Regions from separate parts of the Mus musculus genome. Here regions 1, 3, 4, 5, 6 and 7 are each linked to region 2. A link is a loop called in an ENCODE intact Hi-C map of the cell type or tissue named here. Cell type or tissue: left cerebral cortex. All regions are shown on one strand.

Evidence for each region. A loop is a pair of places that touch in the nucleus more often than their neighbours do. Peaks named below come from ENCODE experiments on the same cell type or tissue, not always from the same donor. Only the 100,000 strongest peaks of a DNase experiment are listed, where the experiment ranks them.
Region 1: a loop joins it to region 2, with 4 times the contacts of the local background. A loop is called at or near these places in 19 of 42 quality-filtered maps.
Region 3: a loop joins it to region 2, with 2.8 times the contacts of the local background. A loop is called at or near these places in 6 of 42 quality-filtered maps.
Region 4: it touches region 2 in a loop (6-fold over the local background); 14 of 42 quality-filtered maps call a loop at or near these places.
Region 5: it touches region 2 in a loop (2.1-fold over the local background); 8 of 42 quality-filtered maps call a loop at or near these places.
Region 6: a loop joins it to region 2, with 2.2 times the contacts of the local background. A loop is called at or near these places in 2 of 42 quality-filtered maps.
Region 7: it touches region 2 in a loop (1.8-fold over the local background); 2 of 42 quality-filtered maps call a loop at or near these places.

Annotation. Positions count from the first base shown.
Region 1 is chr15:74,533,930-74,537,929 of GRCm38, forward strand. The region is part of intron 2 of Adgrb1 (adhesion G protein-coupled receptor B1); the gene reads left to right. Among named protein-coding and RNA genes, the nearest start is that of Adgrb1, 20 kb to the left of the region's middle. In left cerebral cortex, CTCF peaks have their summits at 1,803 (motif pointing left), 2,008 and 3,593 (motif pointing left); DNase peaks (open chromatin) are centred at 1,865, 2,815 and 3,564; H3K4me3 peaks cover 429 bases; H3K27ac peaks cover 3,780 bases.
Region 2 is chr15:73,830,967-73,834,966 of GRCm38, forward strand. The region is part of intron 1 of Mroh5 (maestro heat-like repeat family member 5); the gene reads right to left. It overlaps Gm6569 (predicted gene 6569), which reads left to right and starts at 2,144. Exons shown (of 4, transcript NM_001374241.1): 1 at 2,144-3,361. In left cerebral cortex, a CTCF peak has its summit at 2,410 (motif pointing right); DNase peaks (open chromatin) are centred at 2,448 and 3,539.
Region 3 is chr15:73,995,666-73,999,665 of GRCm38, forward strand. It overlaps Gm32405 (a long non-coding RNA gene), which reads right to left. Exons shown (of 3, transcript XR_384173.3): 2 at 1-1,903. Among named protein-coding and RNA genes, the nearest start is that of Gm32405, 2.3 kb to the right of the region's middle. In left cerebral cortex, CTCF peaks have their summits at 1,704 and 1,903; DNase peaks (open chromatin) are centred at 1,740 and 2,988; H3K27ac peaks cover 672 bases.
Region 4 is chr15:74,512,238-74,516,237 of GRCm38, forward strand. Adgrb1 (adhesion G protein-coupled receptor B1) reads left to right here and starts at 3,959. Exons shown (of 31, transcript NM_174991.3): 1 at 3,959-4,000. In left cerebral cortex, a CTCF peak has its summit at 2,267; DNase peaks (open chromatin) are centred at 2,263, 3,546 and 3,999; H3K4me3 peaks cover 555 bases; H3K27ac peaks cover 750 bases.
Region 5 is chr15:74,399,247-74,403,246 of GRCm38, forward strand. It overlaps Gm19859 (a long non-coding RNA gene), which reads right to left and starts at 1,219. Exons shown (of 6, transcript XR_001781685.2): 1 at 1-1,219. In left cerebral cortex, no CTCF peak of the experiment used is centred here; a DNase peak (open chromatin) is centred at 2,239.
Region 6 is chr15:74,332,286-74,336,285 of GRCm38, forward strand. The region is part of intron 3 of Gm19859 (a long non-coding RNA gene); the gene reads right to left. Among named protein-coding and RNA genes, the nearest start is that of Gm32839, 49 kb to the left of the region's middle. In left cerebral cortex, CTCF peaks have their summits at 1,827 and 2,032; a DNase peak (open chromatin) is centred at 1,782.
Region 7 is chr15:74,154,534-74,158,533 of GRCm38, forward strand. No RefSeq gene overlaps it. Among named protein-coding and RNA genes, the nearest start is that of Gm32918, 48 kb to the right of the region's middle. RefSeq lists an enhancer at 934-3,921. In left cerebral cortex, a CTCF peak has its summit at 2,362 (motif pointing left); DNase peaks (open chromatin) are centred at 416, 2,190, 2,296 and 3,066; H3K27ac peaks cover 296 bases.

The DNA of each region.
Region 1 (4,000 bases), 700 kb after region 2:
TCTGTTTCCTCCTCCATCTCTCTCATGTCTCTGCTGCTGGTGAGATGAATCATTTTTTCTCAAGGGCTGCTTTAAATATTCATGTTTTAATTAAAGAATATTATTGCAGAAATGACATGTAAGATAATGAAAAAGCAGGATTCTGGGGGGTGGGGCCTGGGAGTTCCTGGGAGTCTGTGAGTGTGTCTCTGTGTGTTCTTGCGTGTCACTGTGTGTCATCGTGTGCTGCTGTGAGTGTGGCCCATGAGCCCTTGTATATCTCTCTGAGTTTGTCCCTGTGAGTGAGTGTGTCCTGTGCCTCCCATGTGTTCCCATGACTGTGTTCCTGTGTTTCCCTGTGAGTATCCTTGGATGTATATGTTCATGTGAGTGTATTCCTGTGAGTGTTATTGTGGGTGTGCATTCCAGCATATATTTGAGCCCTAGTGTGTATGCATTGCTAAATGTGTCTGTGTGCACTTGCCTGAGGTGGAAGGCTGGGTTGAGTCTCCTGGTTGAGTCAGGGTGTGCACATATGCTACACCGTCCTAGGAACCCTGGAATGCCCAGGGGCTCATGACTTCCTAAAGACTAAAGCAGATCCCCTCACTGTGCCTGCAGCCCTGGTTCTCCTTGGCCAGGGATTCCCCCAAATTCTATGCATCTCTGTCCCTCAAGACACCCAAGAGGAGGTGAGGCAGTGTGTAGCAGTAGAGGCTGAGCCTAGGGGGAGCCTCTAGGTGTGGTTTGGGCTTCATTGGAGTTTGTAGGGGTGACGAGGGTAATAGAGAGGTACCATGGTCCACTATGAAGATTCTGTTGCCATCTTGGCTCTGTGTGTGTGTGTGTTCGTGTGCACATGCACACACACACATTTTAGAAAAATATAGAAAGCAGGCTTAAGTGCACATCATAGACAACTCTCCTAGAAGGAAAGAACAGGATAGGGTCCTGTGGAAATGCTGGATGTGGTGAGTACCATCACCCACAGGGAAATTCCCATGTGCCTTAGCTCATACTGTGTCACCTGTCTCAGCTCTGTCCCAGAACTGCACCTGCTTGGACAGGAGCAAGAAGTCCTTGTGACCTGAACTTGGGTCATGCCTCCCACGATGATGGGAGGAAGGTCAGCAGCCTCTGCCACCCACTCTGCTAACTGAGAGGACAGAGGCCACTTGTCTAAGGTCTCCAGCATAGACTAAATGTTTTGAGCCTTTAAATAGGCCCCATCTCAGGACAGGGAACACCCAGCAACAGGAATTTCCTACAGATGTGGCTTGCTTGCTCATCTAGTGCCTTGTTTCCCACCCCTGAGAATTGGGGTTGGGACAGTACTCGTTTGTAGAGTTTGCCTAAGGGGGCTGTGTGGCTATGGGGGATCAGGGAGGCCAGGGCTGCACAGTCGACAGTAGACTTGGTAACTGCTCTCTCCATCTACCCTGGGATCTGAGTGCTGTTCCCTGCCAACCCTGACAGTTGCTGGCAGCTTGCAGCTGGCTGAATCAGGATCTGCCCAGTGAAGGGCTGCAGGGACAGGTTCCTCCGCAGCCCCTGCTTGTACCCTTAGTGTCTCCCTTGTTCCTGGTCCAGGAGCTCCAGACTCAGCTGTTGGGACCAGTGTCTAAGTACTTTGTGACAGTCCTGCTCCAGCTGGGTCCTGGGGGGTGGGGGTAGGGGTGGGGGCAGGGGTCTTGCTAGCCCTCTGGGCCAGGACTGTCCCTGGATCTGCCATGAGTGTCTGGTGAGCCAAGTGGCAATGTGCAGGAAAGCTCTGCTGTTCGACCTGCTGGAGTAGGGATCCCTCTGCTGGACGAAGTTGGAAGTGCATGATTCCCCTCCTCCAAAGGGGATCCCAGGAACTGGGGAGAGACTGGCTGGGGGAGGAGGGATCTCTTTTCTTCTCCCCATTTCGGCCCACTTGGGGTGCAGGATCAGGGGAACCCACCACCTTCAAGCCAGGGCATTAGGGTGGGAAGAGTACCAGAGCCTCTTCAGTACACACCCTCCCTCCTGGGTGGCCGGCCTGCCTGGCCGATAATTGGCTCTATTCATGCCTGTAATGAGATGGAAATGAGGCCGCCAGACAGAGGAAGCATTGAGCTAGGAAGAATGACAGCTTCTTTCCGGGCCTGGAGGGGCAGCCCACCCCTGAGCCCTGCCTGCTCCTTCACTGCCCCCTTGTGCCCACCCAGCCCAGACGCACCTCTGTGTCCCCTTGTGCCCTTCACTGGCCCCGGGGCTTCTTCCTTCCTAAAGCTCCCTCTGGCATGGATGCTTTCAGTCTGGGCCAACATTTATCATGTCAGCTGTGTGTGAGGACACACATTAAAAATGAAAATGATAATAAAAACAGCAGTTACCATTTTCTGAACATTCATTAGTGGAAGGAGTGTGGGCCACGTTGGGGAATCAGTCTGTGGCTGAGATCAGGGCCCAGTATGTAATGGAGGATCCGGGATCCTCTGCCTAGCATCCAAGGATCAGGGACAAGTGTACAGGGCCAGATGCTGGTTTGTGACCAGGGCGAAGAATCAGTAAATGTCTAGGATCAGGGTTTAGTATACAACCACAGCCAGGACTCAGTGTATGACCTGGAGCAGGGTTTAGTGAGACCAGAGTCAGGGCTGGGCCAGAGGAGGGCATCTATCCTCAGTCACAGGGTCCCCTCTCCCCCAGCTTCTGATATGCCCCACCTCTTCTCTCCCCTCCCCCTCCCACATCCTCACCACCTGGGTCACCAAGGTAACCAGCCCCGAAATAGTGGGTGTTTTGGCAGCTGAGGCCTAACCTGGGTCTATCCTGAAAGGCTGTGTGCTGCAGTAGTTGCCATGGGAACTGAGTGGCATCCTCCGATTAGCCCAGCTTGGACACCCTCTCTCCCACCCACTGCCAGTTTTCACATCACTCAGGCTTCCTTGTGGGGGCTGGGCTGGAGCAGTGAGGGGGCACACGCAGGATACAGAACCCTGACCCCACCCTGGGCCTGCCTCAGAGACTCCTGGCTCCTTTGTCTGGAAGCGCGCAGTGGGAATATGGCTGCAGCAGGTGAGACTCCTGAGGCTAGAATGCTGAACCATGGTTGGTCCTGGCAGGTGGCCTTCCTGGGCTGGCGGGTGGGGCTGAGATCAGGAATCAGATTTGGTTCAAGACCCAGAGTCTGACCTGGTTGAGCTGTTCCTGCTTGTCCTGAGCTAAAGCATGTGACCAGCGGCCTCATAGCGGCCACCTGGGCCTGTCCTGTGAACAGCTGCTGTCCTGTCTTTCCTATTATGCATGTGAGGCTGTGCTGGAGACTTTCTGCCTGCTGCTCTCAACTTTGTCTTGGTGGGGGTATCATGGTGTATCTTTTCCTGTACCCTAGTTGTGCCCTTGACCCCATCCCTGGGACCTTCGGGTGAAGGTGAAGATGGTATTGATGATATAGCTACTACTCAGATCTTGCAACCCTGACTCCCTAGCTTGGCACCTTGGCAGAACTGGAGGTTTGGGGGCTCTGCAAGAGGCATAGGAACCTGGAAGGTGGCCCTCCGAGTCCTACCCATCTCAGAAGAGTGAGCGCTCACTCACTAGAGGGCCAGTCACTCACTGGTATCCCAGCGCCCCCTGCTGGTCCATCTGAGCACAAGCAAGGGACGCTGGGCCAGCTCTAGCGGTGGTCTTTTCCAAACCCTCTCTTTTGGGCTCTTTGGGCAGATGATAAGGCCCAGGGAGATGACCATGATCCATGGGGCCATCAGGCAGGTTCGTGCACATTCTGGAACCCACCATCTCTAAGTTCTCAGCTCAGACAGGGCCTCTTTCTACCATCGTGCCAACCAGGTTGGCAGCTCAGAGTGGCCTAGACCTGCTTTGCCCAGTAGGTGGGCGGATCTGTAGTCTAAGGGAGGTTCCAGGCTACCAGTAATGGGAGTGGCTGTTCCATACCCTGGCTCTGAAGTGAAGATGTGGAGACCTTGGCAGTGACCTCAACTGAATAGGAATGCCAAGGAACAATCTCGGGGGTTTGAAGACAACAACCTCA
Region 2 (4,000 bases):
GAGATCCAGAGCAGGCCACCCACAGGTCCCAGTTGCAGCTCTATCCTTACCAACAGGCTAGCGCTGTCCTGGCTGGCCCTGACCTCACCCTGAGGTCATAATGGCTCCAGTGTCCACAGCACCCTTCTAGAGACAGTGCTGTGGTGCCAGCACTGTTCTGAGGATGGTAGGCTGGGGATATGTGCTTGGGTCTACACATGCATTGAGGATGTGTGTCCCCAGTCAGGCTGCTTCATGTCTATCTCTTGGTTCCTCACACCTCTGGCATTCTCTGTGACTTGTGTATGAGTGGACCATCTGTAATAGGAGTCCAGGACCCTGTGGTGACAGAAGAGCCTAGGCTGGGGCTGTGACTGCTCTTGAGGGCTCCAGCTGAACACATGAGATGCTATGCTATCCTATCTGGGTGCTATTGCACAGACATGCCTGGCAAACATCCCCACATAGACACAGCTCCTGGATTGAGGCCAGCTGAGGCTCTAAGTAGAGGGTGGGGCAAAGTGTCCCACACCAAACTCAGCCTTTCCATTTACTGATCTTACGGCTCCGTGTCATTCATTCAACCTCTCTGGGCCTTAGTCTCCACTCCTGTGAAATGGGAGCATATCTACCAAGCTGCTGGGTCGCTCTGAGACTTGATGAGAGGGTAAGAGTACACCAGTATAGTGTCTGGGCAGGGTAGGGGCTTCTTGGTTCTGGTGCCGAATGGTGGCCACCATCCCAGTCTAATAGTCTGAGAGATGTGAACAATGCCAGTCCTGGCTGATGGTGCTGAGTGTCACAGTGCTTACTTAGCCTTGGGCATTCCTGGGACCCAGCTTCACCCACAAAGTGTGGGAGGCAAAGGAGGAAGCCCAGCCTCAGGGTGGGGCAGGGCAGCTGGGGAGGTTGGGCTGAGGACCCGGGAAGTACTGAGGGACAGCGTGTGCAGACACCATGAGGGTTTGAGGTTTGCTCGTATGGAACTGTGAAGACAAGTCTCAGCTGGGGCTGGGGCACCTGTGGAAGATGGAAGAGCCAGCTAGGTGTGACCCATCAGGTGTCTAGGGTCACCGCAGAACTGAATCCAACCCTGACATCCTATGAGACTGCATGGACGACATCTGCAAAGGCCACTCGTCTGGGGGAAGGCTGGAGGCTGTGGGCCTGGCTCTTCACAGCTGAGGCCCTGGTGACCGAGGACTGATCACCTTGGCTCCAGAGTCTGCTATAAGCAGCTTTGACCTTGATCTGCAGCCCCCATGACTGCTCTAGCTCAGTTTCCCTGCCTAGGAGGAAAGGCAGAGCTGGTAACCAAGTGAATGAGGCCCAAGGGCTGTCCCCATGCAAGGACACTCTAAGAAGGTACTGTCTGCAGCCAGAAAGAGTCCCGTAGCTGACTTAGAGCTGGTTCACACCTTGATCTGGTCGGTCCAGACTTCCCGATACCCATGAGCCCTCAGGCCATGTGTTCTGTCTGAGAGGCAGAGTTGAAACCCTAGGTTCGTTTAGGGAGGCCGACACCTCCTTATCTATCCGTTCACGAGGCAGGTCACAGCAGAGCTGGTTCTGTGACTTCTGAGTGTGGTGACTCCTAGGGCCCTGGTAACCATTTTTGCCTAGGGCCCTTGACCAAGGGTATGTGGGAGCCAGCCCAGTAGGCTCTGATTCCTGAAATTTTAGGAATTTTGTGTGTTGGTTGCTAAATAAAGCCACAGGAAGCTTAAACAGATTATCTCAAGTCTTCATACGTATTCCTTCCTGGGTCTGTAGCTATGTCATTGTCCTTATACGAAGACTATTTCTTTCTTTCTTTTTTCCATTTTTTATTAGGTATTTAGCTCATTTACATTTCCAATGCTATACCAAAAGTCCCCCATATCCACCCACCCCCACTCCCCTGCCCACCCACTCCCCCTTTTTGGCCCTGGTGTTCCCCTGTACTGGGGCATATAAAGTTTGCAAGTCCAATGGGCCTCTCTTTCCAGTGATGGCCGACTAGGCCATCTACGAAGACTATTTCTTAGCTGTACACCATACCTGTGTGGGCGGGAAACTGTAATGGTGACTTTGTACGAGTGGCAAGCACCCATGGTATGCAGGAGAACCTGAATTCAGCAGTGATCCTGGCTATGCCGTGCTTGTGTTGGTCTGCTTGTGAGCACCACCAAATATCTGCCAGACATAGGTGCCCTGTCAAGTGGGGGCCACTTCTTCATGCCTCTCAAGGTCAGATGTGCCCACTGTTCTGTTCTGGAATAAAATTCAGAGAGGACCATACATTGGTCACACTGCTGTTTAGGGCAGAAACAGGATGCAAACTCAGGCCACTAAACAAGTCCGGTGTGGGAACGAGGCTATCTGGTGGCACCCTCTTTTTCCAGGGTGCTAGTCTTTCAATCTTGCCTCAATGTGTCACCTGTCTGGCTCCCCCCATGCAGCCAGTAGGTGGCGCTGTGGTCACAGACAGGACTGTGATCAGAGGGCTGCGGTTTGGAGTGGGGGCGGGATGAGGAGGAGATGGGAGGGCGGGGACTCCACTGAGCCTGCCACTCTGTCCTGGAGCCTCTGAAGTGAGATGCTTCTATAGCACCTCCCTCTATCCTAGGACCAGCAGTGGGGTGGAGTCCAGCATCTCACCTCCTCAGGGTAGATGTGGGTGGTTTTCTCTTGGGCTTCACTACCAAACCCTTGCATACTGGCTCCCCTAGGAGAGGAGCCTGACCCACTTCAGGGGAGCCCCTGGCTGTTCTCAGCTCTCAGTGTCCAGTGATGCAGGTTTTTTCTTTTTTCTTTTTCTTTTTTTTTTGCAACTCGGGAACCCTGGAATTTGCCCCCTTCCTAAGGAAACAGTGCACCTTCCTAGCTCTTCCTGGTCTCTGGGAAGCCAGGCTTGGTTTCTGAGTTCTAGGGTGGCAGACCCATGAACTGTGCTGGGCCCAGTGGGTGAAGGACAGAGGAGCTGCATTGTTGACGGAGGAGCCAGGCATGGGTCTGTGCCCCTCTGGAGACATTCATGTCAGGCTGGGAATTAACTGCAAGACTTTTATAAGGAAACCTAGGGGACAGGAGAAATGACATTGTCCTCCCTGGCCATGAAACCAAAAGCCCAGGGGAAGAAGGTGGAGAAGACAGTGTTCAAGCAAAAAAACTTCAGCAAAGCGAGGAAATAGTGAAACGGAAGGCAGCCCTCCCCTTTGCCCAGCACACACCCCAGCCAGGGGAAGATACTGACAATCACTTCTCTATGATAAGGAGTTACAGCCAAACAGTAAAAGAAAACGCTCAAGTCATCAACAGAGAAACCCCGATGAAAGCAGGGCAGGAGTTGGGTGACGTCATCCAGAGTGGACAGACATCTGACCGGCAGATTCACGCACAGGTGACTCCATCACTAGAAACCTAGGCTGTGCGGTCAGAGCCACCCATGGCAAGCTGTCCGTTCTTACCTGTCAGGACAGACTACTGAAAAGCAAGACTCAGGGGTGTCGGGGGAGGGGAATGCTCCTGCCTGGTGGGTGAAGTGTGACAGGGTTGCAGCCAGTGAAGAAAACAGTTCGGAGGTTCCTCAGAAAATTAAAAATAGCGCTGCCATAAGATCTCGTAATCACCCTTCTGGGCACACATCCAAAGCCATCAAGATTAGAATCTCAGGATGTGTCTCTCACGCCTTGTCCACAGTCACCTCCACAAGGCCAGGGTGTGGGAGCGGCCTGTTTCTATCTATGACCGAATGGATGGAGGTATGTGATGAGGCACCCAGGGGATACCATCCAGCCTTTAATAAGAAGGAAAGCTGATGTCTTGCATGTGTGGCTGCCTCCAAAGACATTGTATTAAGTGAAAAGAGCCACCATGGCAGGCAATATGGCTGATCTCATTCCTATCACACAGTTGACTCCCAGTCACCGGGAATGGTGGCTGGCCAGGTCAGTGAAGGATGAGGGCTACTGGTCCAAGACTTTGGGAGATGGGCAGAGTGGCACATTGATGTGGCGGTGAGGGTGTAAGCTGATGTGCA
Region 3 (4,000 bases), 160 kb after region 2:
CATATGCTCATGCTGTCTCACTGGATTTATTTCTCATGCCTTCTCTCCCACAGAGCCACAGCCCAGGGAACAACCACATCTGCTTAGAACATAAGCTCTCACCCCTTCTACCTTCCACTTGGGAGTCTTTACAGCCCCCTTGCCCTTCCAGCCTCCTCCTCCCCACCCCCAGATGGGAGTTTCTGCTCCCCTGAGGTTTCCTGTCTCCTCCAGGGCCTTTTGAGTGACACACCCTCCAATCCAATCCTGGGTCAGGTTCACCCACCGGACTCAGGGTGGAGAGGCAAGGTTAGTTTTAAGCGTTGTCTGGTAGGGTTCCGTGCCTCTCCCACATCCTGATATTGTGGTGTCCTTGACCTTGTTCACAGATGTTATCCACAGGTTACCCCTCATCCATTTGGGGCTCTGCTCTGATCATCATGTCTGCCACCCCAGGCTTGTTCTCTGTCAACGAGCAGAAGCCTAGAGATGCCCTTGGTTGTCTGGTCTGTGGGAAGCCATTTAGAAGGAGATAAAGAATTGGGAATATTGTGAATACCCCTTGGAAGAAAGGGAGGCAGACTGCTGTGGCAATGTGCTATACCTGGCTATGGAGCCATAGAGAATGGCACTCTAGCTATCTCGTGTCACCCCTGCATGCTGTGGTCTCTCTCAGCCTAGTTCCCCATGAGAGAGCCAGAGATGCCTCAGGGCATAGAGAGAGGTACACAGATACCCGATCTTTCAGAGCTGATACATGATGCCTACTCCGATTACCAGCACACGCACCCTTGATGTTAGTCTCACGGTATAGTGCCAGAGACCTAGTTCTCCAAAGGAACAGCTGGTAGGCCCAGGTCCACATGATATGTCAAGAGGAATCACTTCAAGTCTAGATCCTAACTCTGTGTCCTTGGCCTTTGGTAGCTCTACATATGGGGTGGGAGAGAGTGAGTAGTTCAGGAGTTGATGGGGCTGGATGGGGCCTACGTTCAGACAGCAAGGACCAGACCCTCTTTGACACCTGCTTTGCTCCTGAACTCTCCTGCATCTCCCCAGGGATGAACCATTGCAGAGAGCCCCCCTTTTTTCAGCCTGGAGATTGGCACATCTGGATTCTGTTCCTGCTTGTCCACAGATGCAAGCAGGCAGAGCCACAAACATAGGAGCTCACATCAAAGGATCCTGGTCCCAGGAGATGGCAGGGGCCATACCTGTTCACACAAGGGGCATCCTTTTGTCTTTGGTGTTGTGTGACCTTTTCTGTCACTGATGGGACTCAGAGGCAACAGGGAGGGGCTCTGTCCATCCATCACATGCAAGGAGGCTGGTACAGGCAAAGGCATTCGGATGGTCTGTGAGGCCATCCTCGGATTGGCCCTTATGTTCTAGTACCTACCATGAGGTGGAGTGGGAGTGGTGTGGTGGTGTATCGAGAAGTCTCCCGGCCTTCAAATCACACAGCTTGTTCGTGAGGCTCAAGACTGTACCCCAAGTTTACAGTTTTTCCTAATTGGTTCTGGGAGGTTGGGCATGTGTCCTGGTCAGAAGGGTTTGAGTGGCCATAAGCTGCTGACAACAGAGAAGGTGAGTTGATTCTCCCAAGCGTTCCAATGGATGAAAACCAAGTGAGTGCACCTGCCTTTCACCTATCCTTCAGGGTGCTGCCTCTTCCAGCCAGCCACCTCAGCCTCTGCCTGTCCCTGCTCCTTTGCAATACTGTCTCCGGCTCACAGGGGGCGCTGAGGCCCCGCGGCTGACTTTCCAAACCTGCTCAAACCCAGAAAAAAAAAATGCTACTTGTGATATGCAAAGGGCCCGGGCTGTGTGTTTTTCCAATCAATAGAAGCCGCATAGTCCCCCAGTTGTCGCTTCCAAAGTCTTCACACATCTGCATCTGAAGGGCTCCAAATGCAGTCTTTTCCTGTCGGGAGAAAAAGCAGAAGGAGAAAGGGAGATTTTTGCCTGACAGATTAGAAAATTTTCCACTTCCCAGCATTTGAACAAAGTATTTGTGCTTCTTATGCCAATTACCCAGGCTGTGAAAAAGAAGCCAGGAAGGTGCGGGCTCAGCCAGGGGCGCTGGGTAGGATCATTCCTAGGAGGACCTGCAGGTGTCAGTGGGTGGATGGGGCCCCAGGAGCCCCAGCAGGTCCAGAGTGGCCTAGGCCAGCCTTGCCTCCCCTCATATTTGACCTTGGGAATACGATTAAGTGCTGGGGAACTGTGGTTTTGGCAGGGAAACGGCTTACCACGGTATCTTTTCCGGGTACCGGGAAGGTCAAAGCGCTTTATCTACAACACGGGGCGCCTACAGATAAACTGTATTAATAGCTTGGCAGTAATTTTCAGTTTTCAAAGTGTTTTTGAAGTCAGAGACAGTATGATTTCCTACTTGGCTTCTGTAAGAGTAAGCTGCACCCCAGGGGCAGTACAGGGGTGAAGATTCTCAGTGGACACTGGACTGCTGGTAGCTCTGGTCCTGTTCCAAGATGTGCCCATGTCCTTGGCATCCAACTGCCTGATTCATGGTCTATAGAGGTCTGTGCTGGGTCTGGGTGTAAGAAATGGGGGGGGGAAAGCAGGTTGTGGGGCACTGGTCTCTGGGTACATTGAAGAGATTGGTTGAGGACGAATCTCCTCCTGCCTGCAGGGTTGCAAGTAAGTGCCTGGCTGGGTGTAATGCTAGAACTCAGGTCTGCTGGGCTACCCAACACAATATATAGTAGAAACATGTGATCACTCCAAGCAAGATGAGCTTCAGGGTCTGAGTCTTGGAGTTTGCTTCTCTTGGCCTAGATTTTAAGGCACGGCTCTTCTGGAGTTGCTGCCTCCCCTACTCATAGCAGAGCTTTCGGTAATCTGGCCTCTGTTCAGCTCTTTTCTTTCTAGCTTCATCTACATCCAGTCCTCAAGGCTCTACCCTGCCACCTTCTTCCTGGCTCAGCCATCATGGCTTTGTGTATACAAAGCAGTCTCAACCTATCAGCAGCTGCCAGCCCCGCCTCCCCGAACCTCCGCTACCACCATTGTTCCTTCTGGGAACAATAGCTGTCCTCCCCTTTGGACTTCCTGCCCATTTTCCCTCTGATTCGATTTCTGGCTGTACAAGGCTCATTGTTTAGAACAAGGATCAAGGTGGACACTCCCTTGCATTGTTGAGAAACCCGTGGTCTGATGTACCTGGTCCACCTGCCTGCCCCATTGTGTTCATTTCCTCTGTGTGTCTCGATGTGGATGGTCTCATTAGCTATTGCTGGCTGATGGAGTGAGTTGGTGTTTGGGCAGGGTCTTCAGCCAAGAGGGAGGAACCCTCAAATGGAGATTGTGGGCTCTGAGTAGGAAGATTGCAGTGAAGCCGTGCCTTCTGTCAGAACCAGGGGAAGGGCCACACTGAAAGGCTCCAGGATGCTGGCAGGATTCAGTACCTACGTTTCCTGGATCAGGTTGGCCAACAAGGACAATAATCCTGGATCTAGGGTGGGTCCCTGCTCTAAGCAGTGTACTGAGGGCATGCCTCCTCAAGGTGCATTTGTGTGTGATGCCCCAAGTAGGAGGGGGTGGGAGTAAACAGGGCAGGAAGCTGGGGGTGCTCAGCATCTATGAGAGGTTCTGTTTTTTTTTTTTTTTTTTTTTTTTTTTGTAGCTTCCTTAGGATCCCTGGGAGGAGCAGGGCTGGGAACAGTAAGTCAAGACAAGGCTGAGGTGGTGGCAGAGGAAACGGGGTGCATGGGGGAACAGATTCTGAGGTGCTCTGATCTCCTGGAGGGATGGATAGCCATGCAATCTCACTCCCCTCAAGTCTTTACACAATGGGCAGAACCACTTCCAACGGGTCCATCAGGGGCAAGGTTGGGTGATAACAGGACACAGATTATCTCAGGCCAACAGTTCTGCGCCCTTTCACACAGAAGACCTTGGCATGTTCAGGTGCAATTCTTGTTCTTTGTGAGCCCAAGCCCTGCTTTGAGTGACATTCAGTAGAATGCAGCTTTCAGGGTGATAAAGTGAACCCCAGGAC
Region 4 (4,000 bases), 680 kb after region 2:
CTCCCTGGCCCCACCCCCACTTGGACCAGAGAACCCATGTGCTCACTTGGGTCTGTCATAGATCACACGGGGTGGTTGGGAGGCATCACTGCTGTTGTTTGCAGATGAAGCAGATAAAGCACAGATAAAGTGAGAAATACTCCTGAACTCACAGGGCCGGAAGACAGAGAAGCTAGGACACAGCCCAGCCGGCTGTAGGACTCAGGAAGGTATCGTACCCTTACCTGGTGGTCTGGATGGGAAAGGGAAAGAGAGTTGGGGATGCTCCTGCTCAGCCACCTGAAATCACAGGGTTGATAGAGATAAGGACAAATGTCAGGCACTCTACCCTGCAGCCTGTGAGGAGGGGGTATGGTAGCCCCAGCCCCAGCCAGAACACCAGTCTAGTACAGCAGGCACCAGCTATGTGACACAGGAGCCTTTTTACATTTAAATGAACTTAATGACAGAAAAAATGAATTTCTATCCTCGGGCCACAAGTGACATTTCCAGTTTCTAGCCACTGTGGCGTGTGGGGCAAGCCAGACAGAGTGGACACCAGGCTCTGCCACCATCACAGTAGGACTGTTTAAGATGCTTCCCTTGATGCTGGGACCCAAAGGCCAAGCCTTCTCTGCCCTTCGTCACCTTGGGATCTAAGGAGGGAAATTTGGGGGAAAGGGGGACATGGGAAAGAGGGCTACAAAGGCCAGACTCCTTTCTCCACACATCTGGCCCAGAGCCCTGGGATGGTGGTTGTGAGGTGATCACCTCTAGGGAACTGCTTGCCCTGAGTAGGGATGGTATCCACAAAGTACCCTTGAGGCCCCAGTCTGTCTGTGCGGTAGATTGGTGGTACCAGAGATGATGAAGGAATTCTGAGGTGCATCACAAAAACAGAGTGGTTGGGCAAATGCTCCTGGAACCCCTTGATTGTCTTGGCTGCCATTAGCCCTGGATGGCCTCAAGGCATAGAACCTGGAAGGTCTATCACCATCTTTCTCTGGACCCAGGCATGAACAGAGTCCCTTGAGCAGCGAGACCAAGGAGGTTGCAAAATATGGCTTGGCTGATGGCTGGGCTGAGGCAGAGGTATCTGTGAAACACCGGGGGCCACATAAGGAGGCCAATGAGGCTTCCTAGGAGAGTCTCAGAATTCAGAGCCTCGTTGACGAGGGAGCTAAGGCAAACCTGCTCTTAGCATCAGTTCCTCCAACATTCCATCTTGGCATTTTCACAGTGCAGTGGTATTAGAGGGGAGCTAGGTGAGAGTTAGGGTATTGGTGGAGGGCGGGGCGGAGCTGGCGGAGGGGAGGGCCTTGCATCTGCTGAGTTTTAGAATGGAAGCACTCTGCCCTAACTGCAAAGCTTACTGGAGGTGTTATTATTGCTCCAGTGCATAATGAGATCATTATAGAATCATGGCTCAGGCCGACTAGCGTCAGAGTTTAGGTTGGAGTAGAGTTTCTGGTTGGTGAGTTCAATGTCATGGCTGAGTTTAACTGTGGCCATATTCTGTTTTCTGACGCTAAGAAGGCACCAAGCTAAGAGTCTCATTCTCTCTGGTTTTATGAGACTCGTGGTTGGGATCCAGCCACTTGGGGCTTGCTCAGTAGATCACTCAAGGCTTCTCAGCAAGGACCGTATACTTGAAAGGAAACAGATTTGGGTATAGAATGGTGCCTGGTGGATCTAGGCTAGTGTGGGTATTGGGAGAAAAGCTACTGGCTGTAAACTACAGCTATTGGTGGCAAACACCCTGGCTTAAAGTTGTAGGATCCTGAAACAATTTGGCTGGAGGAATTGTTTCAAGTTACTTGTGTCTGGTGGAGGGGGCTCACAGGGGGACCAGGACAACTGAGGCTGTGGTTGACTTGGCATGTGGCTGCTTCAGGGTGGCATTCCCTGCCTCTGACATTGCTCTCGTCTGCAAAGATAGAAGGGGATCCCATTGAGGTCTTACCTTGCACCGTCTGGACTCTGAATCAGAAACTTGGGTGAGGGAAAATTGCAGAGAGCAGCAGTCAGAGGGGCAAGAATGAGTTCCCACACAGGGAGAGGAACGGTTAGCCCCTTATCCTCAGAAGGATATCCCCTTTTTGCCCTGATATCCCAGGCCAAGCAGGTCTCAGCCTTGCCCCAAGAGCCTCCAGGTCAGATCCCCAGATCCCTGCCAGGGATTTCTGCTGTCTTCTCTTATCAGCAAGAAACAAGTGTGGAAAGTGCTTGGATCCTGACTCAGCCTCGCTGCTGCTCAGCTGTCTCTTGGCCTGATATCAGAGGCCCCCTGGTGACCACAGGCTGTTACTGCAGCTAAAAAAGGCCAAAGCAGGGCTAACTAAACTCCAGGGGCTGGAAGATTCAGAGGCCCAGCAGGAGCAGATGAGGGTCGTGAGAGGTCTCCTGGGAGGTATGCCGCCTCCTTTCTGGGATTTCAAATACCTTGGGAAGAATGGCATTTCTCAAGAAGCCTAAGTGAACAGGGTACTGACGAATAGGATGGTCTGGGCTTTAGTGTGGTCCTGCTCTCGGTCCCTCAGGACACCCTTGCAAGGTGAGGCCTTGCAGGAGTAACTGGTATGCAGAGTACCACGTTCAGTGCCTGGGTATCTAATTGGCTTGAGGTGCTTCCCAACACACACACACACACACACACACACACACACACACACACAGAGAGAGAGAGAGAGAGAGAGAGAGGTGTAGGTTGACTGTGATGTTGATGGAACTGATAAGATGTTTTAGTGGGAGTTACAGGACAGCAGTGTGGGTCCTGACACCTGGCAGGGAGAGTGCTGACAGTGGCTGTGAGTTTGTATTGTTGTTGACAGTGGCCTCCGAAGAGAGATGCAAACATCCGGACCCCATGTGTCCTTGGGTAGCAATGGTACTGCCACTGGTCTGCTAAAGTGTGCAAAGTAGTGGGCCCTGTACAAAAGGTTTTGAGTTCAGGGCAAATCACAAATTGTGAAACAGGAGCAAGGGGTCTGATGCAGAAGCATCTTGGTGGAAAAGAACACAAGGCAACTTTTCTGAGGCCAGGGTTTCCAGGACTCTTGTTGTCAGCCTAGACCTAGAGTGTCAAATCTTTTGACATTGAAACATGGCATTGTGGCCTACATATGTGTTGGGTCACATCCATTGTTGTCCTGGGATGTATGGGTGAACATACCTTATAGAGAGAGGCACCCCTTTGGGTCCCTAACAGAGGAGGAACCAGGGATCTTATGATGGAAGACAAAGCAACTGAGGTCTCTCTCCACCCATGGATGGAAACTGGCAGGCAGGGACACTTTAAAACCCACCCCCCTTTGACTCTGTCCCTGGCGGGCTCCCCTCCTCTCAGCATCACAGGACAGAAAGTCTAGACCGGTCAGGCCCAAATGAAGTGGTTCAGTGCCCCACCCCTGCTCTCCCTGGAAGGGCCCCAGTCCCTGCCTCTGACTCCATCTCTTTACCCATCACTCATCCAACCCACCCACCCACTCATCCACCTATGCATGCATCATCCTTCCATCTGCGTGGCCCACCCATCTATGTAGCCCTCCCCATGGTGCCACCCACCAAATCCACTTTCTTCCAGTCCTGCTCACCCTCACCCGCCTCCGCAATTCCACCGACCCTGACCCTGATGGCTACCTGTCCATCCATCAACCCTCCCGACAGCCTCTACCTACATTCACCTGCCTCCACCACCCACACACCTATTGGTCTGTGCACAGCCCTTAACTCCTCTTCTCCAACCATCCGTTTGTTGGTCCACCACTTGTCACCCAGATGCAGCCACTCCCCTGCTCCTGGAGGAGAGCACAGTCCCAACTCTTGGCTTTCCTGCTGCGTGGGGCAGGAGTCGGCTGTCTTAGGTGCGCTCGCCTGAGCGTCGCACTCCTTCTCCGTGATCCCGCTCCCCTCCTCCCAACCCGCCCCCCGCTCGCGCTCCCCCTCTAATGTGTGATCTGGAAGCTCTATAAAGCCTGATGTAATCCGTAATGCAGTCTCTGGCTCCCGATTCGGGATCCAG
Region 5 (4,000 bases), 570 kb after region 2:
AGAAAGAAGCCAGTGTTCCAAGGGCTTTGCACATAGGCCACAGGCCATAGGCAGATGGGTAGATTTAGTTGGCTGTGGCACACTCCATTTTCAAACTCAGTATGTCTCTGGGGCTACCAGAGACCCAGCTCTACAGCTACCAGCTTCCCATGCAGCCCTGGAGGACACTGGTGGGCATGCTTTGCCCTGCCCCATGGCAATGCTCAGGTGAGCAAGAGGAGTGATCTGTACAGAGACATGACTGGGTGACAGTCTCACAGCTCATCAGACAGGGTTTTACCCATCCCAGGCACAGGTTGCTTTCAAAGGGCCCCAGACACCTCTGCCCCGATGTTGCATCATGGCTCTGAGAGACATACTTGATCATTTGAGTCACAGGTCCTCCCCTCCCCAGACACACGAAGATAGCAGGTGCTCTACATGGCCACTTTGAGGAACATGCATCCCAGGAGACCTAGGCACTCTGCCAGCTCACAGCCTCAGTCTTCAGCCCTTAAAGCCTGGTTCTACCCAATACCCAGGCTGGTTCTAATCTCAAGGCTTATGGTTGGCACAGGGAATCTGGGCCTCCAATGTAATGTCCAATCCTATCATGGGGCTTGGGAACCATTTATTTCTTCTTGCTTCCAACTCTGAGTCAGTAAATGGACAAATTCAGAAAGCTGTCAGGAATATGGAGGCCATTCCCATGAGAAGCCCAGGGCATCAGGGACCACTACTCAGTTATATATTCCCTGATAGGAGTGAGCCCAAGGCATGAGGGAACACCAGTGTGATGCCCTGTGTACCAGTACCTCCAACTCCTGGTGGGGCGGGGACTGAAGTTGGGCTTGCACAGCTTGGTGCAGGAGTGAGTGCCTGGTAATGGGACTGCCTCTGCTGGTTCTGAGCTGAAGCTCTGTAGGTATGTGATCTTGTTGCTAGACTCTGAAAAGATATCAGAAACCGAGTGGGGTCCTCTGGTGCTCAAGTGCCTGATACCTACCATGCTGGGGCTTTGGGCCAGCAGCTCTTTCTCCACCTGACTGGCCTTTAGTTATTTCTCCCTTCCTTCCACCAGCCCACCGGGACTGGGAGGCATCTGGGGGTAGACAAGCTATCCTGTATTGTACATCTCCCAGCCATGATGATGAACTCAAAGTAGCAATGACTGGAGCCATCACTCTAGAAGCCCAGTGAGGGGCTGGCGAGATGGCTCAGTGATTAAGAGCACTGACTGCTCTTCCGAAGGTCCTGAGTTCAAATCCCAGCAACCACATGGTGGCTCATAAGCATCTGTAATGACACCCTCTTCTGGTGTGTCTGAAGACAGCCACAGTGTACTTATTTGTAATAATAAATGGAATCCCACTGGAAGCCCACAGTGGGCAACAGTGGAAACAGGTCTTGTTATGAGTCTTCCTTGACTCCTGTAAGGAAAGGGAGATGTTGAAAGCTGGCAAACAGCTAGCTCTCTGGCTGGCAGGTAGCTCAGGTAAAGCAAGTACCCACCGATGGCATCTTCTAGCATCACCAAGGTCAAGTCCTCGATGATCTGCTACACATCCAGCATGTCACCCTGTAAAAACAGGAAGGAATCCTGATGGAAGTGGGGATGCTATGGGAGCCTAGGTCCATAAAATAGAGCAATCCCGGAGCCATCTAGCACCTAAAACTCAGGAAAAGGCCCTCTTCCTATTAGGAGTGCTTGAGGCCCAGAAGAGGTAGGTGGGCTGGTGCCTACACACTCAGATCCTGGTCCATAGGTATTCACTGGGAGCCTCTATGCATGCAGAGATCCTAGGACCTACACAGCCCAGTTGTAGTTAGAGCAAAACAGAAGATTCTCAGCACCACCTTCAGGGAGCCTAAAAGCTATCGATGGCCCAGAATCGATGTCCCTGTCTCTTATAGAGCCATCCCTCTAGTGATGGCCCATCCCCTGTTGCTAAGGGCTCCCTGATAGAAGGCTCTGCCTTCTCTCTGTGTATAAATAATGGCCACACTGGTGCTGCTGAGCCAATCTAAGAGATGGTGGATAGGAAGGTGTATGACAGGTGGAGGGATGAACAGCGAGCAGATAGAGACTCGGAGCAGGTAAGCCAGTGGGAGTCGGGGGAGGTGGTGTGAGTGGCTGAAGAGTAAATAGTGGGTGTTGGGTTGGGGGTAGCGGCCCTACTTCTATCCAGGCACAGAGTAGTCCTATGAAGCTAGAGAACCGTGCAAGGAACAGAAAGCTGTGCCAGGAAGATTCTGGGTTCCTCATGCCAGCTTGCCATCTGGTCTCTCCCATCCTCCACACTGCTAAACTTTATCTTAACTCTTTGTCCACTTAAGTAGCCAAGATATCCGTGAAGGACATGCACACACTGCTGAGGACTACACCAGGGGCTGTGCTGGTGGCCAGGTAAACACTGCCACTCCTACTCCTTAAGGGGTTCCGTGACCTCTCCAGCATTTCAGGGACAGGAGGAGTAGGCCTCATACCTGTGCCTACTGCCCGGATGCCGTTCTTGCCCTAGTGCCACCCTGACACTGTAAGACCCAGGACAAGCCAGTCTCCTGGGAGTCATATCTGTTCCCTTATCCGGATAATGGCTGGGTACAGCCCTGGCAAGGGACGCTCCTTACATCTGCTGAGGCAGGCACGGAGGAGTGCAGGTGGCCCCTGCCCTGGTACTCATAGCTCATCATGGAGCGAGGATTGATTTCCACAAGGGTCATTTCACCCCACCGCAAATATTACAGGGAAATTCATTTTCTTTTTAGGAGTGTTCTGGGAAATGAAGCAATTAGCATGATCTTAAACCGGCATGTACTATCAATTGCAATTCAATTACTGGGCTTAAATATGGTACAGGGCGGGCGGCTGCTCTCTGGAAACAAGCCATGGACAGGAAGGTAGTGAGGAACTCGGGGTGGGGTCTTGGCTCTGGTCAGCTCCCATTTACCCATGGTAGCCCATGTGGATACCAGCTGATGGGACAATCAGGTGCTGGCTGGTCAGCTTCTGGGTCCTTCTCAACATCTGGGAGTGGGATCCCAGCTCAGTACTGTCATGAGCCGAGTATTCCTAGCTCAGCTGGTTATGGACCAGGTTCTAACTCCATGGGCTCTAAGGTCCAACCCTGTCAGAGACCAGGCACTGATCTTCCACACCAGCCTTGGCCCTTGCTGCTGTCAGCCCAGTCCCAGAACACTATACCCAGGGACTCACTCATCTCCTTACATTGTGCTGCTCACGACTGCTCCACTCTACAGATAGACAGGATTACACAGGAGAGATTGTGCCAACATATAAAGCTATGCAATGTTGGAGCCAGGACCCAAACCCAAGTCGAGGCTAACTAAACCCCCAGGCATGAAGCTGGCCTTGACCCAAGGATAGTAATCTCCCCCAGGATAGAAACCGGGGGGAGGGGTGCTGCATGGATGGAGATAGCATGCACACTGCATCACTCCTTGTTTGTCTAGCTACAGAGGGACACTGATGTCTGGGTTGTCTTGATGGACAGAATGGCTCTACCACAGCGTTGGCAGGAGGGCAAGAAGGCACCGCTGGTGTGACCAAGAACCCTGTGGAGCCTATGTTTCCCCACAGCTTAGTTTAGTGGCTGTACAAAGGGCACTGCATGGTGATCCCTAGTTTAGGGCAGAGTTGACTCCTATCACCTGAGTTCCAGGTCAAAATAAGATACATCAATGGAATATGGACGGCTTCCATTCTAGGCACTGGGTGAGATATTTTTGATACACAGTAGCCTAGGGGTTCTAAATTCACTGTAGTCAAACCATGGCCTCAGAGGGTTTCAGAAAGCCTGGGTCTTGGCTGCCTCTAACTGTGGCTAACCTGGGCATGACTATCCATCATGAGCTGCAGGTACTGTATCTAACTTCTGATATCCCAGTCAATTATACAATGGTATCTGTTAGAACCACAAGGTCAGAGGAGCTAGGGATAGCTGTCCCAGGTAGTGAGACTTACGCTGAACTCAGCAGAAGAGGCAACAAGGGATAGTGG
Region 6 (4,000 bases), 500 kb after region 2:
GCTCACCCTAAGTGCTCAGGCTGTACAACCCACTTCACACTATACATTAGCAAATTAATGTCGGGGTTAATTCTGATGTCAGGTGATGTACAAACCTGACCAACGTGCCCACGCCTCTGTAGGCATGTGAGGAAAGCCCAGGCTAGATGCTGATGGTGGGCATCATAGAGCAAAGCCCAGACAGGCAAGGGGATCTTGTTTTCACCAGAAGCTTTGGGTAGGAGCAGGCGTTTGGAGGTAAAGGTCCTTGTGTCCAAAAAGTGATTCCAATGTGAATCAGTAAATAACAAATGGTGGCCCGTTTCAGTTCCCCATTGTCTCCTACTTGGCAAGATAGAGAGGTACTGGCTTCTACCTAGCAGGAGGCCTTAGAAGTCAGTAAGTGGCACAGTGTTTGGCACAGAGCCACTGTGTTTAAGACTGAAGAACAGCTTTTATGGCCCAAAGGTCAGGATCATAGTCATTGTTATCACCATCATTACCATCACCTCCTAATTGGCTGTATGCTGCCACCACCACCACCACCACCACCACCATCACCAGCAGCAGCAGCACCAATACCAGCACCACATTAACACTATCAGCTACCACCATCTTCTCACTATCACCACCAGCACCGTCATCACAACCATCACCATCACTACTGATATCATCATCACTGTCATCACTACCACTGTCAACACCAGAACTACTATTATCACCATTACCCCATCACCACCAGTGACTCACCATTGACACCATCACCTCTGCCGCCACCACCAGCATCTACTAACATCATCACCATCACCACCATGTCCAGTATCATCATCACCACCACCATCATCATCACAACCACCATCACCACCAACAACCACCATCACCATGGCTACATACCACCACACTCCATCATCACCTCTATGACCATTATCATCATTGCTGCCATCATGACCACTAGCACCATCACCGCCATTATAAGCACTATAACTATCACAGCCATCATCATCAGTACCATCATTGCCGTTACCATCAGCATTGCCATCATAACCACCATTACCATCATCATCGCCATCATAACCATCACTACCACCACTACATCATAGCCACAACTACAGCTATTATCAGTTTCATTATCACCACTTTACTGTCCCTACTACCATCATCCTTCATTCTCACCCACACACTACTTATAGCCATTGTTGTCCCTATAACCGTGATTCCTACCACCATCATGTTACCACCATATTCCTCATCACCACAACACAGTCATTATCCCACGACAGCTGCACACCAAGCCTGTAGATCCGTGGCCTATTAGGTCTTCACACACCTGGTTTCAGGGCTCTGCCTTCTCAGAGAGGCACCCCACCAGCAGGGTCCCCTACTAATCACCTGCAAACCTACTGTGTTCTCCTGATCCTTACTGTGTTCTCAGTGCTATTGTCTATGCTTCACTGTCTCTATCCCCTATTTCCTCTCTCTTCCTCCTCCTCCTCAGGAGGGGAGAGTCCCTGAAGTCTAAAATGATGTGTCAGAGAGATGATTCTCAGTAAAAAAACCTTTCATGTGAACAAACAAAAAAACAAACAAGAACTTCCATGGTATCCTTTATCCTTCAGGCTCCAGGGAGTGTCCATATCAAGATGGAGACTGGTCTACTCAAGGCTAGACTGGGGATCCATTGTCAACTTTTGTCTGCTTTACAGATGGAGACATTGGGCTTCTGGGTCCAGGGGCTCAAGTCCCATGAAAGCCAGCCCTCTGCCTCTAACAATGGCTCTCACCCACAATGGACCCACAGCTCCCTCAGCTGTCAAGAGTGAAGCTCTCCCTCTGAAGCATATGCCAGATAATCTAGGAATAACAAACTGTAGGATCAGCACAAGGACAGCATTGGCTCCCAGCTGCCCAGGATTGTGGAAAAGGTCCAGATGGCCTGGCCCTTATGGGACCTCTAGGGCCTAGGTCTTTAGGGAAACTTCTAGAAGGAGACTTGAAGCTCCCAGAACACAGTGTTTCAGGAGAAGGCATTGTCTCAAGGAATAGGACTAACACAATAGGCTGTTTGCACAGTGAAGGCTCTTATTAGGACAGTTCCCATGCCTTCTTGGCCACAAGAGAGATTCAAATAGGCTAGAAAGCTGGGCTCTGGGACATTGCTGTCTCCCTAGTCTGCCACATGGGTTGCTCCAAGGCCCATGAGGCTTTTGTTCCCTTGGGTCCTTTCATCCATACCCTGCTGGCCAGCTTCCATCTGCTTCTGTCTCCCAGGGCCTTGGCCAGGTCCCTGTAGCCAGAACTCTGAAGGTAGATGGGAGGAGTACGCTATACAAACAACATCATGTGTGCAGAAAAAACTGTGCTGAGGATGGGATGGCCAGGCTGGGTGCTCAGAAAGCAGCTGACATTGAGAAGCTACTCCAGAGACTCTCAGGAGCTGCCAGTAAGAGGATGGAAAGAGCTGGGCTGGACACCTCAACCCAGAGCAGACAGGAAGCATTTCCTATGAGCACCTCCACCTGCATCATGCATCCACCTGTGTCATGAACCTATCTGTGCCACCTGCATCATGCATCCACCTGTGTCATGAACCTATCTGTGCCACCTGCATCATGCATCCACCTGTGTCATGAACCTATCTGTGCCACCTGCATCATGCATCCACCTGTGTCATGCACCCACCTGCACCATTCATCCACCTGCACCATGCATCCTCCTGCACCTTGCATCCATCTGCACCAATCTTCAATCATTCACTGCACTTGTAGATGCTGTCAGGAAACTCTGTGCATAGGGGTAGACTGATACATCCAGGAGCCCCTAGACCATCCCCAGTCCAACTTCCTCTAAGGCTCTGCTCCATTCCAGAAAGTTCCTGAAACAAACACACATCCCTGAAAGCCACAGGTCAGATTCTGTCCCTTGGGTTCATGTCTTCACTCCAAACTCCAGCCAAATGCAAGACAATGCCTCTTGCTGGGGGAGTAAAGACCGCTCCCTCCTAAGCTCTAATCTCAAATGTGAGGCCCTAGCAAAACCACTTCCTGAGGAGAGGTCGGATGTGGAGATGAGCAATGGACACTTTCATTGTTCACTGTGGAACACAGACCATGCCTTTCCCATTCTGTCGCATAATGGGTCCTCCCTGTCATGTTGGGAACAAAACATCAGAGGTCCCTTGGAATCTCACGTTCTTCATTGCTGTGAGGGGCATCTGTGACAGCCTGAGCCACAGCAGGAGAGTGGAAGAGCGGTTTGGGGGGACAAAACACTGATTATCAGCCTCTACTGTCATCCACATAGACCCTGAGCTTGAAACTAAGCCATTTTTGCCCCAGACCTGGTGAACCCTGGGTGTTAGCCTGGGTAGATCCTGGCAGAATTTCTGGGGGGTGACACCTCCATACTACCTTGTGTCCCTTCCAGAAATCAGTGAGGCACACACGTAAATGGGCAGCATGGGAGGGCAGGCAGGGATATGCCAAGATCAGGACTCACCCTCATGTACCCATTGGAAGGGACCTCGGGAAGGTCTGTGGAGATGGATGGCAGCAGAATCAGGGTACCTGCAGTTCTGAGGGTACCTCATCTCTGTTGCATGCTGGGCGAGGCCCTGCCAAAATGAGCCAGGGCCTTGGGGGGCAGACAGGGACAGAAGAACAGCTCCAAAGGCAAAAATAAATGGGATACTTATTTCTGGCACCGTTTATAGATCCAAAGTCACTTTGTTAGTTTAAGAATTCAAAATGTATAATGCATGGTTGGATTTGTTCATGAAATCATCATGTTTCGGTCTATTTAGAGAAAGAAGGCCCGATGGGGACGGGAACTTGTCTCTATGAGTTTTTAAACACTCTGGCAGAGGAGATAGGCCATATGAAATGTCAAGAGTCAGAGGTTAGGGGTCAGAGGGTGGTGGTAAGCAGGAACCGTTAACTACTTACCCTGTTCTCAGTTCTCAGGCCTGATATGGAGGGAGATATGTTAGTGTCTGTGCATAGGCAGATGTCCATGAGTTTCAAAT
Region 7 (4,000 bases), 320 kb after region 2:
AACAGCCTCCTAAGTTATATGCAGAGAGAGTAAAGGACACAGCAAAGAAAACGATGACTTATGCTCGGGTCACAAGGGAGAGAATTTTGTGATCCTGAGGTTCAAGAAATGCTCCCATCTTCTAGTCCCCTAGAAATGCCGTGGACACAAAGGTCTCCATGGATATGTGAGTGTGTCATACATGCTCTGGGCCTATGATGCATTTTAAGTTGTTACATTGATTAATGAACACTGTCTCCTTGAACACTGGGAAAGAATTACAGGTAAACCAGAACTTTCTGGAAAGCTAACATCCTTAGCTTGTGCACAATACCACCCATTCTCTAAAGCAGGCGCAGAAACACTTGGAAAGTGAGCCAAGATTTAAAAAAAAAAAAAAAATTGACAGGAGAGAGGCAGAAGCTGTTGGCAACGGCAGAATGCTATCGTGGGTTAAATGTACACGGGGGCACAAGGGAGAGAAGGCTATGCCAAAAAAACCAAGTCAGCAGCAACCTTAAGCTCCATCCTCCCATCTTAAGGGAAAATTAGAAAATCCCGAATCTTAAGTGGAGAGCTTTTTTTTTTTTTTTTTTTTTTTTTTTGCTAGCGTGGACAGAGAACAGCAATTGAAGCTCCGCGCATGGAAATGCTCCCGAGGACGCCTGGCAGCCTGGAACAATTATGTAGAACACGGCTGAAGTAACATTACCGGACAGAAAGAGAACGGAGCGGGAAGGTCAAAGGACCTGTCCTTCCCCGGTGCCATCAGAGGAGTGCCAGGGGCCTGCCAGTTACTGCTCTATTTCTGAGATTCCAAGAAGGAGTATGTCATCCTCTAGCACACTGTCAGGGAGAAGAATTATACTACAGAAGCACAAAAAATAACACAAATCTCTGATTTCTCATCCCCAGTACGAAATGCTAGCCGATGTCAGAGCCAGGTGTGTAGCTATCAGAAGGGAGTCCAGCCTGTGCTTCCAGAAGGCTCTCCGTGGGGGATGAATGGAAGGCTACAACTTCAAATAAGCTGATGGAAGGATGGACTGGATCAAAATGTGATGCAGCCTGGAAATTGTAAGCAAATGGTTGGGGATTGAAGCCATGGATGCTTTCATGAGTGGCCAAAGACGCAGGGTGAAGGGCAGAGGAAGAAGCTAAGATGACAATGGGGTATAGAGGCATGTCAGGGAACTGAGGGCCACCAGAGAGAAGCTGGAAAGACTGGGATAGGAACCTGGCTGGGCATAGAAAGAGCATATCTGAGACCCATGGTGGGCAGACTGGGCCCTTATATTCATGGAACTTATGCCAAGGGAAAGAATCAGACCAAGAGTCTGTAGGCCCTGCAGCACCAATGGTAGCTGTGTCTGGGTGAGGAGGAACCTAAAAGCAGGCTCCATGTTTTCCTCAGCAGGTCTTGGGCCCTTGTGACCAGTATCTTTCAACAATGCTTTCCTCCTATCACCTATGTCTCCCTTCCACCTACCATGGCTCCCACTTGCCTCACATGGCTACCACCTGTTCTCTGTGGCCACCACCTGTCCCCTGACACCCTGTAGCTCTGACTTCTTTCCCTGTAGCTCCCACCTGACTTCAGTGGCTCCCCTTCTTCTGGGCTGACTTCCCACCTCCCTCCATATTGGCATTAGCACAGACTTCTTGGAGGACGGGAGCCAGGCAGCAAAGCGCTACTCCTTCCAGACCACCCAGCTGGCCCTCTCCTAGCCATCAATTACTCTGTCTGCCTGGATGGATTTTCTGCCCTGTGTCGTCTGCACTCCCAACTTTTCCCAGGGACCAGAGGTCAAAGCTGAACCAATTAATTTGAACTCGTCATTCCACAGTTAATAACTTCCCGACACCAAGCTCCTTCGGCAGCTTCACCAGCAGGCTGATGGATTGATGATGTTTTGCTAAGGTTTATTGTGTTTTTCTTCTACCCTGTACGGGGCGGAGGTGGGGAGGGGAGGGGGAGAGGGAGGGTTCCCCAGGGAACAATTAGGCTCTTTGCTTCTGTGCCAGATTTAAGATCCCAGGGAGCCACACCTGTGAGCTGGATTAGCTGGGGGACACAGCCATGACACCCCCTTGCCATGCGAGGCCGTACAAACGGCCCTGTGGAGGGCTGGATTGCTTCTCCCTTCTGGGAATCACGGCTTCCATCTGCCATTGCAATGATAGGAACATTTACATATTTTAAAGGTCAGACTGAAGGCTGAGTATGAACGCATACAGGCTCTTTGCTGGTCTGTGCATCAGACAAGGAGATGGAAGAGGTAGCTATTGGTCACTCAGGAGCTAATTCAAGGATCATTAATAGGCAGAGAGAGCGAGAGGGAACCAACCCCACTTGCTCCCTGCAGCAGCGCCACCTTCAGGGCACCTGCCCCTGGGAAAGAGCCAAGGCTCACTTAGGCAGAGGCCATGGTGGGTCTTCCTCCTGCTATCTGGGCACTCCTCGGTGACATGTGTCAAGATGCCTGTAGATACGGTGTAAGTCTCAGGGTGACTCAGATAAGTGGACAGTCTGGAGTCGTAAAGCATGACTTTTTTTTATTAAGTATAGGACAGTAAAATAAAAATAAGATAACAAACACAGTATTGTAATGAGCCAGTGGGCTAAACCTGCATTTTTTTCTCTCTCAGATGTTACTGATAGCATCACCTATGGCCCTAAGGTACAGAGCTGAATGTCAGAATATTGTTAAAGTTTTTTTTTCCCTTCTTCTTCTTATTTTAGCACATGGATCTTGGCTTGGGACTCGCCCAAATTTCTTCCTCCTATAGAACCTTTAAGGTGCTTCATTAATTTATTTAAAACTGGTATTTAATTTCTCTGCTCAAATACCCACCCCTGCATGTTTTTGCATAAACGTGAGCACGTGCCCGAGTTGGCGCAGCCCTCCCTTTTTGCCTCTCTCTTGCTTTGTGTGTCTCCCCTGCACTGCCTTCCCTCCTAACCCCAGATGGGATGCGGCTTCCTGCTCTAAATGATGATTTATGCTGCACTGTGTGTGCAGGGCTCTGCAGTCGCATTGGCTTCCACCTGCCTAACCTCGTTTGATGCTCTGGGGGAACCCTGCAGGAAGGCAGAACGGGACTCAATGTGCACTCCACAGAAGGCAAGGGGCTCTGCAGGAGGAAATGGTTCCCCTGGGCCCTCCCAGCAGATCCCAGGAAGCCTGGAAAGTAGCCAGAGCTGCAAGACTGCCTCCTGCCACTGCCTAAAGTAGAGCTAGGCCTGCAAATGGCACTTAGCACATCGTAGGGCTTTTGGCTTGCCTCCAAGTGACCATAGGCAAAAGGTTCAAGCTTGGGAGTGGGGGGCTTCAGCCTGTCTCCATCTCATAGTGTGGCTATGTTCAGAGGCCAAGGGGGCCAGCACTGCATGTGGAAGGCCACCTAGTGTGGGACACTCCTATAAATCTGGTCTCTCATTGCTATATGGGATGTCAGCACAGAGCCCATGGACTTTGCTGTGGCCCCATGACACGATGTCCTGTACTTGAAAGGCCCTTTAATACTGATTGCTTCTGAGCAGAGCCAAAAGGAATCACCAGGCTTGCTAGCTTACTGTCTAAGCCATTGCCTTGGCTGCAGCTCTTTCTCTCCATTCCCTTGCTGATTCAGTATCTCGCTGGCAGGAGTTTCATCTCCAAGCAGGAAGGGAAAAGAGTGCGGGAATTTGGCTTTACCCTTGCCTATCTGCCCAGACATCCCCCTCCCCAGGCTACTGTTCAGAAGAGGACCCTTCACAGAAGGGTCCAAAGAACATGCCTAGCTGGGGCTTTACCCTTGGGAATGAATAGAATCTGGTTCCTAAGCAACAGGCAGGACCAGTGAGGAGTCTCAAGGCCCTTTTAGTCTGAGAACAGCAGCAATGTCAGCTATATGGACTAAAAGCACTCACTCCTAGGCTACACCCTCTCCCTGACCTACAGTCTCCACTGGAATGATCTGGCTGCTGCAGTGGGAGCCACAGGAATGTTGTCTTCTCTTTTTTTTTTTTTTTTTTTTT